Linked DNA regions of Homo sapiens: region 2 is linked to region 1. Evidence: chromatin contacts called from ENCODE Hi-C data. All regions are on one chromosome and are shown on one strand. Each heading gives the region's core, a stretch centred on a gene start or an enhancer-like site at or near the end of the contact. The rest is flanking DNA. Distances are from core to core; before and after follow the strand shown.

What was found. Hi-C counts contacts between places; a loop is a spot of excess contacts on that map. Pooled maps may share reads with other maps.
Region 2: a pooled map shows a loop between it and region 1 (2.2-fold over the local background). The contact joins the enhancer-like site here to the promoter of RCAN2 in region 1. A Hi-C loop is called at or near these places in 1 of 37 single-sample maps with no recorded cell type and 7 of 50 pooled maps.

Annotation. Positions count from the first base shown.
Region 1 is chr6:46,489,803-46,493,398 of GRCh38, reverse strand. RCAN2 (regulator of calcineurin 2) reads left to right here and starts at 1,950. Exons shown (of 5, transcript NM_001251974.2): 1 at 1,950-2,226. RCAN2-DT (RCAN2 divergent transcript) reads right to left here and starts at 1,347. Exons shown (of 3, transcript NR_125837.1): 1 at 1,272-1,347. RefSeq lists silencers at 1,328-1,387, 1,898-1,987.
Region 2 is chr6:46,051,568-46,055,163 of GRCh38, reverse strand. It overlaps a transcript of CLIC5 not described here. Among named protein-coding and RNA genes, the nearest start is that of CLIC5, 38 kb to the right of the region's middle. Within about 2 kb of position 1,928, at least 7 of the 41 ENCODE cell types and tissues checked have a DNase peak (open chromatin) inside an H3K27ac peak, as active enhancers do.

The DNA.
Region 1 (3,596 bases), core at 701-3,200:
TTTCATTTTTTTCCTCATTTATTATGCTTCCTTCTTCACACAAACTGACAAACACAGAATTTCTCTTAGCAGTAGAAGGAGGAATATGTGGCTATGAGAACTCAGAAACAGCATCTAGAAAAGTAACAATATCTATATTTGGTGTTAGGAAAATGGCTATGTTGATTTTGGTAACAGCTAACATATATTGAGTATCACTGTGTGCCAGGCACTGTGCTTAGGTGTTTTACATGTATTACCTCATTTAGTTCTCAGATTAAATCCTGTGTTTTTCCAACTTTTCAAAATTTCTGCAATGAATATATTGCTTCTATAAGCTGAAAATTTTATTTGTAAATGTATATTCACAAAATAATAAATAGTCCCTGTTAAGATGAAAGTCATCAGTTTGACGAAGATTCTAGGAAGTACTCACTAATAATAAGTGAGATTTTGTTTAAAGGGTTGGGGATGCTTTACTTGGAAAGAAAGGGGATCCTGGAGTGCATTAGACATGCTAGCTATTTTTACATATTTTAAAGATAGTTAGAAGAGGAATTTGACTTGGTTTCTTTGGCTTCAAAAAGTAAGGGAGAACTAATGATTAAAGGGAGGCAAGTTTTTGCTCAACTTAAGAATGCCCTTTCAGACAATTCTAACCCAAATGGCAATTATCTAAATCAACGACTAATTACAGATTTATGCATCCAGGGGAAGGCTGAACGAGGGGAAGCCTAAGGTCATTTTCAATTCTGAAATTGTGTTTATGTTAATGCAGATTAATCAGAGAGAAGAGCCAACGTCTCGTCTACCTTTTTTTGTTGAAAACAAACAAAACGTGATTGTATGTCAACTTTGGAAAAAAACAACGTAGTGTGGGTAAGTGAAGAATGATTGTGAATGGACTGCTTCAGTGCAATCGTAATATTGTTATCAGAAAATCAAAAGGCATAAAAAGCAAAAAGAAAACGGCTTATTTATGCAGCAATTCGAAAGATGACAGAACACAAACCTGATTTAAATGTTATTCACTCCCTCCCTCAGATTGGTCTGCACACCTCCTTCCTTTAATTTCCCGCACTCTCCTATGATCTTTTGCATAATTCACATTCTCTTGCCATGAGACTCAGTCCTGTTCCTATCTGTGCCACCCGTAAGCCACAGGCTTCCTTACCCATTTGAGTTGCTTTATTCCGTAAAGCAGAGACTTCTACTGGGGTTAACTTTGTTGAGCAACAGATCTACCCTAGATTGCGATTCACCTTCAGTCCCGTTTGCTGTAGGATACCAACCTCCCACTCACTGTGTCATGGCTCTCACACAATAGGATTCCTTGCAGCCCGAACCCTTCTGTCCTCAGGTCTGATGGCTGCAAATCCTGGCAAAGCTGTGAAGCCCGCGCAGGGCACCCTCAGCGGCCTGGGCTGGGCCGGGCGCAGGGCTCCAGCCAGAGGGCGCCAGCGCCCACCAAGCGCAGAAGCCCGGGAGGACCATCCAGGGGCTCCCCGACATTTCCTCAGTTAGCCAGAGTCGGGGGGCTCAGACATCTGGTAAGAAGAGTCTTTCTCCCAGTACTCCCCCACCACAGTTTGCTTCTCTGACCATTTCTTCTGGGCTGTCGCTGCCCCCTCACCCTCAGCTTAGTATGGGACCCCGAGGAGCCTCTTCCCGCTGAGGCCGGGACTCCTGCAGCCAGGCTCCCACGCCAGGTGCCCGGAGGCTCCTGCGCCCTCCCGGGCACCTGAAGTGGAAAGGAGGGGGTGCGGGGCTGAGGGCAGGGTGAGAGCCCCGGAGGTGCGGTGGGTAGGGGACTGGGGAGGGCGCCGGGTCAGGAGGGAGGAGATGAGAAGAGGCCAGACAGGGGCTTTCGGTTTCCCTGGGTCTGATTGGAGGTTGGCCCGATGAGTCGGAGCTGGGGACGCGCCCATCTCCGCCGGCTCCTGCGAGAGCCGCCGGCTCAGCCCCTCCCTGGAGCCGCTTTGTCCCGGGTGACGGCGGCGGAGGTTGCGGGGAGGAGCGGGCAGCAGGCAGAATCCCACTGACCCACGGCGGCAGAGAGAGGGAGGCGGGGCGCGCCGCGCCGCGTACGGCCCCACGCAAAGGCCCGCGGGCACCGCGCCGCCCCCACGCGCTCGCACCGGCGGGCAGGTGAGCAGGCAGCGCCGCGCGCTAGCAGCTGGCCCCCGTAGACGCCCCAGCCGCCGCCTCCGCCTCCGCCTCCGCCGGCGCATCGCGGACGCCCAGCAGGTCGGTTATGTAACCGCGCCGGCCAGGCTCGCCCAGGCACCCCGTCCCGCCGGGGCTGACAGCAGCCCCGGGGTCGTGCCGGGGGTCCGCGGCGGGGATCTGGTCTCCGGGCCGGGTCTGGGTGCAGGGCGGGGGCGGGGGCGGGGGCGGGGGCGGTGGCGGGGGTGGGGGCAGTGGCGGGGGTGGGGTTTGTCTCCAGATCTGTGGTCAGTCCCGGCTGCGGCCGTGGGGACGGAGATCTCCCGCGACCCCCCTCTAGGGGGCGCGGGTCCAAAGGAGCCCCTTCCCCACTGCCCGTGGCCCGGGGGTTTGCCTTCCTGGAAGCAGCAGCAGGTGCATAAGTGAAGGAGCGAGGATGACGCCTGTGATCCCCGGGACTGAGGCTTAGAGAGGGTCTAGAAGAGACTAACTGGATGCAGAGAGCAAAGAAGATCGAGAGATCCCTTCTTCCCAATGCAGAGGCTGGGGAGGGGGTAGGTGCACTGAGGTGCAGCGGGCTGAGAATTGTCCTGCTTGGGATTAGCGGCCTTGGGTCATCTAAAAATAACTTCAAGTTTGAAAAGTGAAATGGAGCGGAGCGCAGTGTGCCGGGTTCGTCCTGCCTGTGGGATGCTTCGCTCCAGAAGTCACCAGAGGGAACAGGCAAATCCCAGCCGCCTGATCCCTCGGCCGCCTCCAGGTCTCGCTGGTTTCCAGGGTGCCTCGGTTTGCCTTTTAGTTAATGATTTATTCTTCGAGGTACTTCTGCCTATTTCTTATCCCAAAATGAATTATAGCAGAATGCATGCTTTGAATCTTTCCTGTTTCTTACAATGGGATAGAGGTGTTCAACTGCCAAATGAAGTTTTTTTAAGTCTCAGTTTAGTAAAAACAAAAGTTTCTGGGGTTCCTTTAATATGCATTCCCACAGTTTTCCACAATTGGAGATGAAGGGATGTCACAGCATTCCAGCTCACACTTCTCTCTCCCTTCAGCCAGAATTTCACTCAACTTATCATGCAGAGGGGAGGCTTTAGGAAATGTAGGACAACTTTAACAGTGCAACTCAAGTTTCACACCTTTGTTATCCTTTATTACATCACTTCAAAACGAAGAACAAATGTACCACAAGGTACCACGCAACACTTGCTAACCGGCCTCTGCATTCTGGGGGCACAGTGAAGTTGGAAATACCCAAAAGCTGGAAAGGATCAAGAGGCAGGTCAGCATTGACTGTCAACTAGGCAGGAGAGTGAGCATTTGGCTGCTTTTCAGTGTAGTCATTGATTTTCTTTAGCCTTAGAGCTATTATATTAAGTATGATCAGCCATTGAGTTCAATTAGTCTAAAATGTGAGTTGCACTTTGCATTCAAATCCACTGCAAATCAAA
Region 2 (3,596 bases), core at 679-3,178, 440 kb after region 1:
GCCACTGCACTCCAGCCTGGGTGACAAGAGCGAGACTCTGTCTCAAAAAAAGAAAGAAAGAAAGAAAGAAAAGAACTGACAATGTTCTTCGGGAATTTAGAAGATGAGATTGTCAATGGCTAAGAAAATCAGAGAAAAGTTTACAGAAAAGGGAACATCTCTTTGAAAGGTTTGGCCCAAATGGTAATAGCAAAAAAGGACCCTTTGTGAAGACAGACTGCATACACCAAAACATTGCACTGGTCATCTCAGGCTGCCATGACAAAACCACACAGACTGCATGGCTGAAGCAACAGAAACTTATTTTTTCACGGTTCTGGATAAAAGTTCACCATCAATGTGCCAGCATGATCAGTTTCTGGTGAAGACTTTCCTCCTGGCTTGCAGACAGCCACCGTCTTGCTGTATCTCCACATGGAAATGAAAGAGAAAGCTCTCTGGTTCTCTTCTTAAAAGGATAGTAAACCTATTGGATCAGGCCCCCGCCCTATGGCCTCATTCAGCCTTAATTACTTCCTTAGAGGCCCCAACTCCAAATATAGCCATAATAGTGGTTAGGGATTCAACATATGAATTTGTTGTCAGGGGTGTGGGGGAGACACAAATAGTCTATAAAAGGCATCGAGGTGGGAAATCATCACTCGTTTATAGGGAACATTCAATAATATTTGGATGATGCATAAGGGGGTTGAAAGTGGAGGAGCTGGAGAAATGAAATTATACCCAGGGATTAGCTTGGATCACAGGAGGCCTTTGAGTAGCAGCTAAGACTTTTAGAGTGTGTTTGGTCTGTGGCAGGGAGAATCTGAGGGTTTTAAACAGGGACTTTGCAAGGTCAGAAGTGTGCTTTGGGAAGATGGTTTTGGCAGTGGTGGGTTTTATAGCCAGTCTTGTTCTCATTGCCTTGGAGCAGAGAAGGAAGGGCAAGTGCTGGCAGATTAGATACCTGCCAGAATATCCCAACTAGATCTTTCAGGTTGCTTTCCTGAATGCCAGTCGGTCCCTCGTTTGACTGGCTGTGAAGGAACACACAAGTCTGGGGTACTCTTGTGAAAAATCATTTTGAGGGCAAACATCCCCCAGCCTACCCCCACCTGGAGCTTCCCAAGCATCAATTCCAAAGCAAAACAGGCTTCTTTATCTCAGTCAAAGGTTTTGAATAGGAACTGACCAAATGAATGATCCACTGGTCAAAATAACTTTGGACAGTTTCTTGCTGACTGCTGAGCACACAGCAAAGCTACCTGATCTTGCATTTCATGATATGGTATCTAGTTCTCAGAGGTTGTAAATGGTCAAATCTCAATTACAGGGCTCTTCAGGGCAACACTGCAGAGAGGAATGCCTCTCCCCAGGGTAAAGTTCTCGTCAAACTCCTTAGGCAATTGGTCCCAGCAGCCACTGCGACAACAACTAAAAATAGCCATAGTATAAAACCCCAGCTTCCAGGAAAGCTGAGAGGAAATAGTTTGCTAAGAAGCACAGACTGTGATAAAGCATTGCCTGGTGTTTTCCAACACATCATGGGACGTGATGAGTTCCCAGAAATCATTAATACCGACCTCAACGATTAAAGTACATTTACTGGGTGGGAGGGAAGGCCACTTTCTAAATTATAAGCAACTTCAGAGATCATCTAGCAGCACTGTTCAGTATAGGCCTGAGCAATATGAGGTTGTGCACATCACTCTTCCACCTACATACTTTCATCCTTTTATTCATTTAGCAAGTGTTAACTGGGCACGGCTCAATTCCTCACTCCGTTCTGCTCAAACATCCTCCTCACCATCTAATATAGCACCTCTGAATTTCTGTTTCCTTATTCTCCTGTTTTCTTTATATCACTGGCATTGTGCTTTATTTATTGGTTGTCCATCTGCCCTACCAGCCTGTCACCCAGCTCCAGGGGCAGGACTTTGCCTGTTTGCGGTCTGTCACGGAATGATTATACTGAATGCATATGTGTATCAGGCCCTGCCCTCCAGTGTCTCTCCTCTCTCTCTCTCTGCAACTCCTATTAGTTGGAGGTTGACCCTTCTGTATTTGGCCTCTGTCTCTAGTCATTTCTCTCATATTTTTATTTGCTTTTTTGCTCAATGATTTCAGAGGCTTTCCTTATTTCTAGCTCTTCTATTAAATTTTTCATTTTTAGCAGTTATGTTCTTAATTTTTAATAACTCTGATCTTATTCTCTGATTGTTCCTTTTCCAAAGTGTCCTGTACTACATCATAAGGGCCGAGTGGCAGGGGAGGCCAAGTCAATCATCATTCCTTTGGGGTGATCAGGGAATGGATCTCCAGATGCCAGAAAGAGAAAGTCTTTACCCTGGCACCTCCACACCGAGACTGGAAGCACAAGCTCTCCCCACACCCTCAAATGGCTGCCTGTGGAGGGAACTTTCCATGTAGAGGCCACAGGTAAAAGGCTCCCAGTGCACTGCACAGAGCTGGGATGTGGGAGTTGGCTGCTGTCTGGCAAAGTTGTTCTAGGATAGAATTTCACTGACTCCCTCCAATGGAGTCCCATATCATACCTCCCACCCACTGTGGGATGGGCCAACTCCAAGCTGACAGCTTCTCTAGGGTCCTGGAAAAGAACAGGGCCCCCACCTCCTCTGTACCTACCTTAGGGTTTATTCTGAGCTATAATATTTTCTGTACTCTATTATCTCTCAACATTTTCCTACCTATCTTCTCTCTTCCAGAAGTTTGTCAACAACCCTTGTCATTGGTGACACTGTCTTATTTTCTTAACTGTTGTAAGATTGTTCCTTTTCCTACTTCTCTACTCTTATTTCAGCAGGATCTCAGGATAATCTGCAGACAGTAATATTTCAATCATTGTGCATGAGCAAAGGGTTCTAAATACAGCTTGGGAGCTGGTGAATGTGAAGTGTGTAAACAGGACCCTTTACTGCAAGGCTTTTCAGCACTTCAATTTGCAAACAAGAATAGGTCCTGCAAATCTCAAAGAGGGGGTGTGGTATGAAGCATTTCTCAATTATTTGACCACAAGAATTTCTTCTTTTTTTTTTTTTCAGGGAAATCTCATCATTTTTGTGTTCCAAGAAATATACTATGGAAAATACTAGACTAATTTATCAGTGTCATGCTAGCCCTGGGAGTGCAAAACAGTAGACATTAACAATGTTTGCTGAATGCAGGTGCAAAAGGAGGCTGAGTCAATGGGTCCTAAATACCACTCACACCCAAGTAACAGATTTACTTTGTGGAGATGATGGTTTATCTCAGATAGTCAGTGCAGTGGAAAGAACACCCAGGCTGAATTCAGACTAACATAATAGCTGGGTGCCATTAGGCAAATTGAATTATTTGAGCCCCAATTTCCATATCTGTGATATGGGAATAATATCTGCTTTTTTTATTTTATGAGGTAGTTTTGAGCATCAAAAGATAAAATATATGAGATGGTATTTTATAAAATGTAAAGCACTAAACAAATACAAGGAATTATTATTATTGTGAAACTCAGTTGCCATGTCACAGCAGTTAGAACGTGAAAGGGAAAAGACATTTGAGCATTCTCTAACCATATCATGTGGCTGGTTGCCCAGTCATCCTAAACTTAGAGATTG